Regions from separate parts of the Homo sapiens genome. Here all the other regions are linked to region 1. A link is a contact called in ENCODE Hi-C or POLR2A ChIA-PET data. All regions are on one chromosome and are shown on one strand. The core of a region is the stretch at or near the end of the contact, and the rest is flanking DNA. Distances in the headings are between cores, read along the strand shown.

Evidence for each region. A loop is a pair of places that touch in the nucleus more often than their neighbours do. ChIA-PET counts read pairs that join two places held with the same protein, here RNA polymerase II (POLR2A). Pooled maps may share reads with other maps.
Region 2: a pooled map shows a loop between it and region 1 (4-fold over the local background). The contact joins the enhancer-like site here to the promoter of ATP6V1G1 in region 1. A Hi-C loop is called at or near these places in 4 of 50 pooled maps. POLR2A ChIA-PET finds 5 or more read pairs at or near these places in 3 of 52 experiments (GM10248, H1 and HepG2).
Region 3: a loop to region 1 is called in a map of B cell, with 3 times the contacts of the local background. The contact joins the enhancer-like site here to the promoter of ATP6V1G1 in region 1. A Hi-C loop is called at or near these places in 3 of 168 maps with a recorded cell type or tissue (B cell, dorsolateral prefrontal cortex and endothelial cell of umbilical vein) and 5 of 50 pooled maps. POLR2A ChIA-PET finds 5 or more read pairs at or near these places in 10 of 52 experiments (A549, B cell, CD4-positive, alpha-beta T cell and 7 more).
Region 4: a map with no recorded cell type shows a loop between it and region 1 (7-fold over the local background). The contact joins the promoter of TNFSF15 here to the promoter of ATP6V1G1 in region 1. A Hi-C loop is called at or near these places in 1 of 37 single-sample maps with no recorded cell type and 2 of 50 pooled maps. POLR2A ChIA-PET finds 5 or more read pairs at or near these places in 2 of 52 experiments (RWPE1 and activated T-cell).

The regions. Positions count from the first base shown.
Region 1 is chr9:114,586,291-114,589,146 of GRCh38, forward strand. ATP6V1G1 (ATPase H+ transporting V1 subunit G1) reads left to right here and starts at 1,479. Exons shown (of 3, transcript NM_004888.4): 1 at 1,479-1,630. The coding sequence starts at 1,549. RefSeq lists enhancers at 1-757, 758-1,576, 1,215-1,294, 1,405-1,914.
Region 2 is chr9:114,717,620-114,720,418 of GRCh38, forward strand. No RefSeq gene overlaps it. Among named protein-coding and RNA genes, the nearest start is that of TEX48, 37 kb to the left of the region's middle. RefSeq lists enhancers at 718-1,917, 1,285-1,404. Within about 2 kb of position 1,357, at least 3 of the 41 ENCODE cell types and tissues checked have a DNase peak (open chromatin) inside an H3K27ac peak, as active enhancers do.
Region 3 is chr9:114,451,708-114,454,407 of GRCh38, forward strand. The region is part of intron 3 of WHRN (whirlin); the gene reads right to left. Among named protein-coding and RNA genes, the nearest start is that of WHRN, 52 kb to the right of the region's middle. Within about 2 kb of position 1,269, at least 8 of the 41 ENCODE cell types and tissues checked have a DNase peak (open chromatin) inside an H3K27ac peak, as active enhancers do; they include B cell, CD4-positive, alpha-beta T cell and OCI-LY7, where a contact is called at or near this core.
Region 4 is chr9:114,804,639-114,807,658 of GRCh38, forward strand. TNFSF15 (TNF superfamily member 15) reads right to left here and starts at 1,401. Exons shown (of 4, transcript NM_005118.4): 1 at 1,165-1,401. The coding sequence starts at 1,374.

The DNA of each region.
Region 1 (2,856 bases), core at 229-2,728:
CCTGGGTAACTTCTTATTCTTCAGATCTTATTTTATTTTTTGAGAATTTTTATTATTTATTTACTTATTTATTTTTGAGATGGAGTCTGCTCTGTCACCCAGGCTGGAGTGTAGTGACACGATCTCGGCTCACTGCAACCTCAGCTCCCAGGTTCAGGCGATTCTCCTACCTCAGCCTCCTGAGTAGCTGGGATTACAGGCGCGCGCCACCATGCCCGGATTTTTGTATTTTTAGTAGAGACCAGGTTTCACCACATTGGTCAGGCTGGTCTCAAATTCCTGATCTCGTGATCCGCCGGCCTCAGCCTCCCAAAGTGCTGGGATTATAGGCGTGAGCCACCGCGATTGGCCTATTTTAATTTTTTAATTTTAATTTTTTTGAGACAGTCTTGCTCTGTCGCCCTGGCTGCAGTGCAGCGTCACGATCTCGGCTCACTGCAGCCTCCGCCTCCCGGGTTCAAGCGATTCTCGTGCCTCAGCCTACTGAGTAGCTGCGATTACAGGCGCGCGCCACCACGCCCGGCTAATTTTTGTATTTTTAGTAAAGACGGGGTTTCACCACGTCGGCCAGGCTGGTCTCGAACTCCTCACCTGAAGTGATCCACCCGCCTCGGCCTCTCAAAGTGCTGGGATTACAGGCTCGTGAGCCACTGCGCCTGGCCTTCAGATCTTAAACACCACTTCCTTGGTACAGCATTCAGAGACACCTCCATATTCCTCTCCCCTTACTAAAGGTTCCTTCTTACGGCACCCTGCATTTTTCCTTCATGACTTTATCACAGTTTGTAATTGTCTATTTATTTTAATTAATCTGTCTGTGTCCATAAACTGTGAGCTCCGCCGGGACCTTGTTTGCCCTGCTCTCTGCTATGTCCTCAATATCAACAGTGGACTAGGATCACAGCAGGCTTTCATCAAATATTTATGGGAAACAGTCCAGTCCATTCCTGAACTCGGGTTCAGAAAAGGATAGCGACCTGTCCAAAATCACACAGGTTAGCGGCAGACTTGATCCCGAGTCTCCTAACTGGCAACCCAAGACTCTATCCCCGGAACTGGCAAGAATCTTCCTGAACTACCCCGATAAAATTTTGAGTGCCAAAGAAAGTCCCAGAAAGGGAGTGAGTAGAGCAGTGTGGAGAGTAGGAGGAAAGTGATTTGACTTGGCCCCTCCTCTCTTGACGTTGAGCATACTGCAAACAGACACTATACGTGGCAGGGCGGCTACAGAGTGAACCAGCGACAGGGTAGCCATTAAAAGAGGCCAGGGAGCGGACAGAGGAGTAGAGGGCAGTACTGCGCAGTAGACTGCACAGGCGCAGTCGAGGAGCTCCGCTCCTTTCTCCTCAGCCCCGCCCCGCCCCATTTCTGCCGAATCACAGAAGTTCAAGAGCGGTCAGCTGATGCTACGCTGTGCGGTCACGTGACAACGGGGGCGAAGCGCAGGCGCAAGGAGCAAGCGCAGATTGTGGGCGGCTGTGTCAGCTGACCCAAGGGGCCTTCGAGGTGCCTTAGGCCGCTTGCCTTGCTCTCAGAATCGCTGCCGCCATGGCTAGTCAGTCTCAGGGGATTCAGCAGCTGCTGCAGGCCGAGAAGCGGGCAGCCGAGAAGGTGTCCGAGGCCCGCAAAAGTGAGTTTCAGGGTGGGGCTGCCCGGCGTGGCGCGAGTCGAAGAAAGACCGCTGGGCCTCAGGTGGTGGGTAGATTAGGCCCGAAAAACTGCGGGGTGCGGGCGTGCGTATAGTCGCGGAAGGTTGTGTGTTTCGAAGCTTTGAGGAGCTGAGGCTCTGGAAGGCTTGCGGATCGCCTGGAAGCCACGATGTGAGATGGTAAATTGGGCGTGGAAACAATAATGGGTTACCGTCCTTGGGGCCTGGAGGCATGTGAAATGGGCTCTCCAAACGGAGCTCTTTGTTCTTCTTCTCTCCCACTTAACCGCTCTGGGGTGGTCAGTCTCGGTGAAGGGAGCCAGCATCCACACAGTTGCTTGGTCTAGAAACCTGGAGTCCTGCTTGCCTCTTCTCCCTCCCTCATTTAGTCAGTCGCCAAGGCTTGCGTATCTTTCACTTTTTCCCCCATGTCTACTACCAGCGTCTTAGTCCAGGACACCAGTTTCTCTAAAGGTACTGTAGTTGTCTAAATCGTTGGCGTGTGTGCGTGTGTGTGTTTCTGATATGTGGCAAGCGCAGTGTGTGTGTGTTTCTAACATGTGGCAAGCGCAGTGTGTGTGTGTGTGTGTGTGTGTGTGTGTTTCTGTCTAATATGTGGCAAGCGCAGTGCCCAGTGCATCAGTTGTCTCCCCTAACGTGGCATTCAGTGTCGCAGTGAAGGAAGCAGGTATTGGGTCAGTTAATTAATTGCAGGAGAGATGAGGGCTGGAGTGGAGAAATGTAAGGTTGCTAAAGAATTTAACAGGTGAGTTTAATCTAGACTGGGGAGTGGAAGAACCCGTTCTGGTCCCCTCCAGTCAATCCATTCTCCTCTCTGCAATCAGTCATCCTTCTAAAATGCAAATATGTGACTTCCTGCTGGTAAGGAACAAAATAAATAAATAAGTGCAGATATGATTTCCCTACCGCCTTTGTAGTCAGACGTTTAGTTCCTGCAGAAGAAAGCTCAAATTCCTTAATGAAGTTGGGGAGGCTCTTGTGGGTCAGGCCTGGTGCTTTCCTCCAGCTATACTGAATCGTTGTGGTCCCTCAGAAGCAGCATGATGTCTTTCACCTGCAGGTTTTTGCACACGCTGTTTCTTCTGACGTGAGAAGCCTTTTCCAATTCTCCTCCCCTTTGTTCTCTGACCCTTAGTCTTCCATCAGACCTCAATTTAGGAAACACTTCTTCCCGGGAAGCCTTTCCT
Region 2 (2,799 bases), core at 107-2,606, 130 kb after region 1:
CTCCCAAGGGAGGATTTAGAGTCTCTAAACTTAGCATTACCTCCCCTCCCTTCTTTTAGCCTTGAATGGGCTTGTTTGAAAGACCATCTGGCTCTTTTTTTGAGCCCCTGGGACATTTGCCCTTGGAAGAGAGCTTGGTTGTATCCTGGGGATATTTGAGAACAGCACTACTCCTACATTGTGTACCAGCGAAATAGAGACACAGATAGGGGAAGCGCTTAAAGTTCCTCCAGTGCTGGCAGAGGCTCTTGCTACCAATAGGTGCTGTTCTGGCAGTGTGTGTTCTAGGGCAGGTGTGCTTCCTGGGCTACCATTTTCCCATCTTCATCCTACCTCTGCCCTCCTGCTGTGGACTGAGTTGTGTCCCTCCCCAATTCAAAAGTTGTAACCCTAACCCCCAAGGTGACTGTATTTGGAGACAAGCCCTTTACAGAAGTAATTAAGGCTAAATGACGTCATAAGGGCAGAGCCCTGATCCAAAAGGATTTTAGGGTGCTTAAGAGATACTAGAGAGCTTTCTCTCTCTCTCTCTCTCTTTCCTCTCTCTCTTCTCTCTCTCTCTCTTTATCTCCTCTTCTCTCTCTCTTCTTTCTCTCTTCTCTCTCTCTCCTCGCACCATATGAAGACACAGCAAGAAGGTGGCCATCTGCAAGCCAGGAAGGGAGCCCTCATCAGGACCCGACCATGCTGAAACCCTGGCCTCAGACTTCTAGTTTGCAGAGCTGTGAGAAAATAAATGTCTGTTGTTTAGGTCACCCAGCCCATGGTATTTTGTTATGACAGCCTGAGCTGAAAAATACATCTCTCAATCCTGATAGACCTGCTCTTCCCCTTATCTCAGACTGCTTTACCTGTCTAATCCTCTGTCTCCTTTTTCTCCCTAAAATCCTAGATGTTGGCATTCTTCAAGGTTTTGCCCCTTACACCATGCCCTTCCTTCTCCCCTTTCCTGTTCCCACTCTTCCCTCTTTCTTCTCTTTTCTATACTCTGGCTTTCACATCTTCAGTTCTAGCCTCACTGTAGGTAATATCTTCATTACTTCTCTCCTGACTCCTATCTGGCATTTCCAGCCACCTCCTGAAGTTTTCTACCTGGGTTTCCTTTCATCAAAGATGGTGTCCTCTCCACTCTCCCCAACCAGAAAATTCATGGCCCTCCTGACTTCCTTGTTTACATCCTTGACACCCCACTCCCCCTGCCTTCTAATAAATTTCCAAGTCATCTTTGGTCTGCCATGCCTCCTTTCTGGACCAGGGAAGAGGGGGTGTGAGTTGCAGCCTTAGGGAGTGGTTAGCAAACCTGGTCGCATAGTCAAAAAGCACCTGCAGGAGTGGCCTCTGTGAGTCATGAAACCACAGGGGCCCCACCTCTTGTGTTTTTCTTGGAATCGGGTGTGTGGGTGTGAGCGCCCTCTCACGAAGACCTCTGCAGGGTTGCATCCTCAAAGGAGGGCAACAGCTGACCTGTGCAGAGCGCTTTGCAGTTTACAAAGCACTTTCACATACCTTGACTCATTTCCACCCTACGACAACTCCATGAGGCGGGATTATTGTTCCGCATCAAGAGCTGAAGGGACTGAGAGTGACTTGCCCAAGGTCAGCGCTAGAAGGTGGCCAAACTGGGACTCAAATCTGGTTATCCTGCTCACAGACAGAGGAATTCCCTGGGCACCTCTCACTGCTAGGCCCTTGACATTGGCTCTCTCAATACGTGAGGAAAGTTGAGGCTCAGCTAAGTGGGATGATTTGCTTAGGATCTCCAGTGGGTGAGTGCTGCCCTGAGGCTCTGAACCCATGTGGATCTGACTCCAAAGCCAGTGTATGCATGACTTCACTAGGTGCATGGCCTCCCAAATCCCAGGGCTTCCCATTAACCCAGAGGGACTTCCTGATGGGTATTGAGCCGTGGCTTGTCATCTTGTTGAAGTGGCTTCCAGCCTGGAGAGTCATCATCTCCGTCATCACCCTCATGTTTGGCACTATTTATTGAGTGCTTACCATATGCCAAGCACTGTGTCTGATGCATTATATACTTGATCCCTGCGTTGATGCATATAATGATGCAAATTCATCTGCTGAAGTCCTACTGTCCAGTATTTCAGAATGTGACTATATTTGGAGATAGAGTCTTTAGAGAGGTAATCAAGTTAAAGTCACCACGATGGGTCCTAATCCAATGTGACTAGGGTCCTTAAAAGGAAATCTGGACACAGACACATACTGAGGGGAGACCATGTGCAGACATGAAGAGAAGGTGATCATCTATAAGCCAAGGAGAGAGGCCATGGAAGAAACCAACTCTACTGATACCTTGATCTGGAACTTCTAGCCTCCAGAACTGTGGGGAAATGCATTTCTGTTTAAGCCACTCAGTCTGTGGTACTTTTTTATGGCAGCCCTAGCAAATGATATATCTGATCTCATTAGGTTCTCACAGCCATTATGGTAATGGGCTTCTGATCCCTAGGGGAGCCCAAGGCAGGAGAGAGAGAGGAATGGGCCCCATGAGGTTGTCTGAGAATGACCTGCTGACAATCAGACTGGTGCCCACAAAGTGGCAATTACCCTGGTGAGGCTGCCAGGGTTCGGGTTGTTGCCATGGTAAGGGCTGGCGGCCCCCAGCTCTGTGAGTTCAGAACCAGCCCACTGAGAATGAGAGCAACACAGCTGCACTTGACTGGGTCCTGCCTCTGTGCCAAGCACATGCTCAGTGATGTCAAAGAGTCTGTGGGTGGGAGCTGTCATCACCTTACTGTATGGATGGGGACATGGCGGTTCAGGGAGCTTCCCTGACTTGCC
Region 3 (2,700 bases), core at 19-2,518, 130 kb before region 1:
GACCCATCTAAGTTCTGTAAGAACCTCTGGGGTTCACCAGAGAAGGTATGAGGAGAGGGAAGAGATGAGAATGGGACTTCTGTGACTAAGTGCTAGACCCACCTGGGTTTGAATCCCAGCTCTTCTTCCTATTAACTGTGTGACCTTGGGCAAGTTACTTAACCTCTCTGGGCTTCAGCTGCCCATCTGTAAAATAGGGATAATACCAGAGCCTCCTTGCAGGGATGCTGGGAGCATTAAATGATTCACTGTAGGCACAGTACTCACTAAGCACCATGGTGGGACAGAGGGCGGACTCCCAAAATGCTGGCAATTGCTGTTGTTATTCCTGCATGTTAGAAATAACTAGAAGACTGCTCACCCTAATGACTTATTTCTGTTACTACTATTTCCTCAGCAACATAGGAAAGGTAAAGAATAAAAATTAAAATTAAAAAATGTATCATTACTGTTTCCTGTTATCACCACTACCCTCATGCTGCTGTATCTTCTGCCATTTTCACCATGCTTTTACTTAAACACATCCTGAATGGCCAGAAGAATCCTCCGGGTTCCAAATCTAAAAAGCAGAGTGTGCAGAAACATCGGGCAGGTGTCACCAACATGCTGACGGCAGAGAACCGGGCAGAAGTGGGGAGAGCTGGCTGGCCGGCTGCCAAGGGGCGTCAGCCTGAGTTTCCATCACGCAAATTCAGGGTTATAGGGCTAACAAGGACAGCACCTGGCACACAGTAAGTATCCGGGAAATTGTTCTTGTCTTGAAGAAGTGACTGTGGAGAAGGCAGGCCCTGAGCCAGGTGTCTTTGACTCCAAAGCTCCTATCTTGAGCACTATCTCCTTTGCATCCTGGCCTGAACACAGCACAGAGCAGGCATTTTTGTTTGAGAAGTGTGAGTGGTTTTCCCACTCACCTAGGTTGTGCATTGAGCAATCAGACCCTGTCTCTCAGAGATGCTTGCCTTTGGGCTAAAAGAGGCTGGGTAGCAGCCTGGCCCACAGTGAGGTTTGCTCATCACAGGTGCTCTCTGGACATTAGGTGCCATCTTCAGCTCCTCCCTGATGGAGGGCAGATGGCGGGAATCAGTCTACACTCACAGATCTCAGCTGCCAACCCTCCATTTCACACATGGGGATGCTGAGGGCCAGAAGGAAGGAAAGGACTGGCTGAGAGAAGGGCCCAGAGCTCTGGGCCCCCAGCATAGAGCCCCGTTGCCATCAGGCAGTTTGGCTTTGTCTGCTGATTCCATCCTGATGCTTCTGCTGGGAGGCGAGAGCAAGCCTGACAGACTCTCCACACCTGCTTCCTGTTTCTTCATGGAGGAAGGGGTGTGGTTACTGTGTTTGTTTTGCATTGCTATAAAGGAATACCTGAGGCTGGGTAATTTATAAAGAAAAGAGGTTTATCTTGGCTCATGGTCCTGCAGGCTGTACAAACAGCGTGGTGCTGGCATCTGCTTCTGGTGAGGCCTCAGGAAGCTTTTACTCATGGCAGATGGTGAAAAGGGAGCAGGTGTGTCACAAGGTGAGAGAAGGAGTAAGAGAGGTCCCAGGCTCTTTTAAACAACCAGCTCTCACATGAACTAATAGAGCAAGAACTCACTCATTACCTCTGGGAGGGCACCAAGCCCTTCATGAAGGGTCCACCCCTGTGACCCAAACACCTCCCAGTAGGCCCCCTCCAACACTGGGGATCACATTTCAACATGAGATTCGGAGAGGACAAATATCCAAACTACATCAGTTACTATATAATATTTGTTTAATAAGGATCCTTTAAGTGTATTTCATTCTGTGATTATGGCTGATTTTATGGTAGTCCTAATGAAGGTGACAAAAATAATGTCTTAATATTTATATAATTCCTGACAGTTAAAAAAAACTCACATAATAAGGGCACCTTACAAGCAATTCTCTGCCTTTAAATTCCACAACTTGGATGAATGGACCAATTTCTTGAGAGACGCAAACTACTAACACTCAAGAAAGAAAAATAGATAACCTATAGATATCCTATATATTACATGTCCAAAAAATGGAGTTTATAGTTAAATCATCTCCCCCAAAAAAACTCAAGCCCAGACACTTTCATGAATGACTTCCCAACTCATTTTGTGAAGCCAGCATTATATAATACTAAGACTAGATACATTATAAGAAAAGAAAACCCAGACCACTATCCTTCATGAACACAAATGGAAATATCCTCCACAAAACATTGGCAAATCAAATCCAGCAATCTCTATAAGGGATAATTTATCACAACCAAGAGTGTTTATACAAGGAATGCAAGGCTGTTTCAACATTTGAAAATCAATGTAATTAACAGATTAAAAGAGAAAAGCCATATGATCAGAAAAATACTTTAAAAATTCAACATACATTCAGGATACTCTCTAAACAAAGTAGGAATCAAATCTGATGAAGAGTATCCACAGAAAATCCCACAGCTAACATACTTCATGGTGAAAAATTAATGCTTTCCTTTAAGATAGAAATAAGGCAAAATTTTTCTCTCAACTGTTCTACTCAGTATCATACTAGACATTGTAGTCAGTGCAATAAGTTAAGAAAAAGAAATAAAAGGCATACAGATCCAAAAAGAAAAAATAAAACTCTGACCATCTGCCTAGAAAATTTCAGACTCTGCAATAAACCTCCCAGAACTAATAAATGAGTTTAGCAAAGTCAAAAGATACAAAA
Region 4 (3,020 bases), core at 151-2,650, 220 kb after region 1:
TCTGACTTCCCATGACCTGCGGTTCTTCTTTAACATAAACAGCATTTCCGGTTTGTCTGCATATTTCTACATTTTATGAGCAATGGCATCTGGCCATGAACGCTGCTGCCTGAATCACAGTCTGTTTGTTGACCCTGATGGGGCAGCGAGAATTACAGATTTTCCATGGCTTACTTGTGGTGTCTATGCTTTGAAACTGGCCAGGATTGCTTAGAGGCTAGGTTTCCAGTTAAACCCATTGAAAACCCATTTTTTTCCCTTTGCAATTTAATACTTTGAACTGAAATGAAATCAGCCACCATAGATTATGAAGGGACATTTTTAAAAAGGATATTACTGGAAAGACTCATTCCTTAGGTTTTGAGGTACATCTTTGTTGTTCCCAGCCAAGAATTATGTTTTCTTCTTGACACCTATCGCTGCCCCTACCATTGTTCTCCCTAGACTTCATATTCTTTTTCTGACTAGGCTTCTCCCAGGCCTCAGCAAGACCTTAGAGATAGACAACCAGGCAGGAGGTTCTTTCTTAAGCTCTAAAAAGAGAAAAAGTTCTAAACCCAAGAAAAAGAGTGGGTAAAGAAATTATAGCATCCACATATAGGAATGTGTATCTATAGCATCATGTTGTTGTGAATTCATTAGCATATAAATAAAATCATAATATATTAGCAGACTCAGAATAATCTCGTCTCATTAAAAAATCCGTTTTATATCTGGCATATAATTCTGTACAGAATTATATATCCCAAACTGTTAACAGTGGTCAGCTATAAGAGTTATGGGTAATGATGACTTTCTTCCTCTCCTTATCTGTATTTTCTAACTTTTTTCAATGACCGTGTTAGTTATGTAATTTTAAGTTTTTTTCTTAAATAAAAAGAATCTTCCCAAATTACCAGTATACTATGATTATAATTATCTAAAAAATATGAGGCTGAAGGTTATCCCCACAGTAAAAGAAGGGACTGTTCATTCCCTAGAAATATTGAGAATAAACACCAAATTGAACCTCTCCACCCCTCCCACTCTACATTTCCTCTGCATGTAGAAACAAGAAATGTGATACATCAAGAAACTCTATCCTCTGTCCAGAGCTGAAATAGTTGCCACTCACTGCAGAGAGTCCACTGCTCCTCCCCAAGGTCAGAGTGCCATGTGGCTTACCTGGAACTGCACACAGGCCTCTCCCTGGGCCCGGAGCTGGCTGACAAGCAGGTATGTGGTGAGTCCTGCAAGGAAGGGGAGCAACACCAGGCAGCAGGTGAGAGCCCAGCGTGCGCTGCTGCTCCTGGCCTTGGGCCTGCAGCTGCCGTGCTCTGGCAGCATTTCCACACTGGCTGTTTCCCCAAAGCTCAGTCCCAGATCCTCGGCCATGCTCCTGCTGCTCCTGGAGGCACCTCTGACTCCTGGGCAGAGAGAGCCCCCATTAAATAGAAGACCAGCTCTCACAGTGGGTGACTTAATCACTCAGTCTCCTCCTTCCCTTTTCCTCTCCCCTCCCCTCTTCAAGAGCACACTGTGGCCCTACCCTGCTAGAGAATGCACCGCCTACAACAGAAACCAAGTTTGGTTTGAGGAAAAAAAAAAAAAAAAAAAAAAGAAGAAGAAGGAGAAGAAGAAAGCTTTCCCAAGCATATTTATATACAGTATGCTCATGTGCTCCTTCCTTCGTTTACAGAAGGAAGTTAGGAAAGTCCCTGAAGGAGGAGAGAAAGAATTCATCAAGTCAGTGGGTGGGGCAAATTAAAATATACCTGTTCCCTGCACTGGAGGCTTACCAGCTGTGCCAGTCTGGGGAGTGTGCTTCTGGAAGTGAAAGTGAGGGATGAGAGGTGTGTGGTTTGCAGATTGGGAAACGGAAATCACATTTGCATCAGCTCTTTGCAAAGTGCTGCCTAGCCCTCTGTCATTTTGAACCTCATAGAAATTCATTCTCAGTGTACAGATGGGAATAGCAAAGTTCTAAAAGGTGAAGGCACTTGTCCTAGGTCATCCAAGGATGAAGACAGAGGAGCTAGGAAGATGACCTAGTTCTAAATCACGGCTTGGAGTTGTAACCTCTAGCACATGACTGCCCATGAAAGGAAAGTATTTCCAGTCTGCATTGACCATTGTTTAATCAGAGTATGAGGCCACAGATCGAGGTGACTGTCTGTGAGGGTAGAACATTAACCACTACTCCCTGATTAGTCTAAAGTTAATTGATCATGTGATGTGCTTTGCCTGCAGTTGGGTGTGGGGGCCACAACATGTAATAAAAGATTATATTTATTAAGTGCTTACTTTGTGCCAATCACTGCTCTAAGTTAAATACATCAATAAAATTATTCAATCCTGAGATAAATTTTGTGACAATAAAGCTATCATTCTCATTTTACACATAAGAAAATAAAGCACAGACGGCAAGTGGTAGAGCCAGGATTGGGACTCAGGCAGGCTGGCTGCTGGCTTCTTCACCATCACACTTCACCATAGGTACTGCTGGATCATGCATGTTCATAAATACCTGCACTGTCTTTACCCAGGAGTGGGTAAGACCCTGCAGTGAGGGGGTTGAGGGGGCTTCCTGGAGAAAGAGGTGGTGTTGGAACTCGGCCTTAGAGCTCAGGGAGGGTTGATCTCAGAGGAAAGTAAAGGACCCTGGGAAAAGATGGGTTCTAGAAATAATAGGAAAGTTTAAGGAATGGCCTGTGATGTACGGCAGAAACCAGTTTTACTAGCGCCTCCATCCAGTTGCTACTTCTGGTTATGTCACAGCCTGGACTCTTCAGGCTACTTGGAAAGGCCTTTCATGGCTTGGTCCCTGCTCACTGTCACCCGTCCCCAGTGTCCAGCCTCAACTTTTACTACTTTCCCAAGCTGCAGTTCCCTGGATACACTATTGACTAGCTGTACTGTTGCAAAATGGAAGTGTCCAGTCCTCTTCCTTCATATCACTATGCTCCTATGCTCATTCTAGCAAAGGATGATTTTCATGTCCCATGGCTACTCATTCTTGGTTTAACAAATCTATTAAAAAA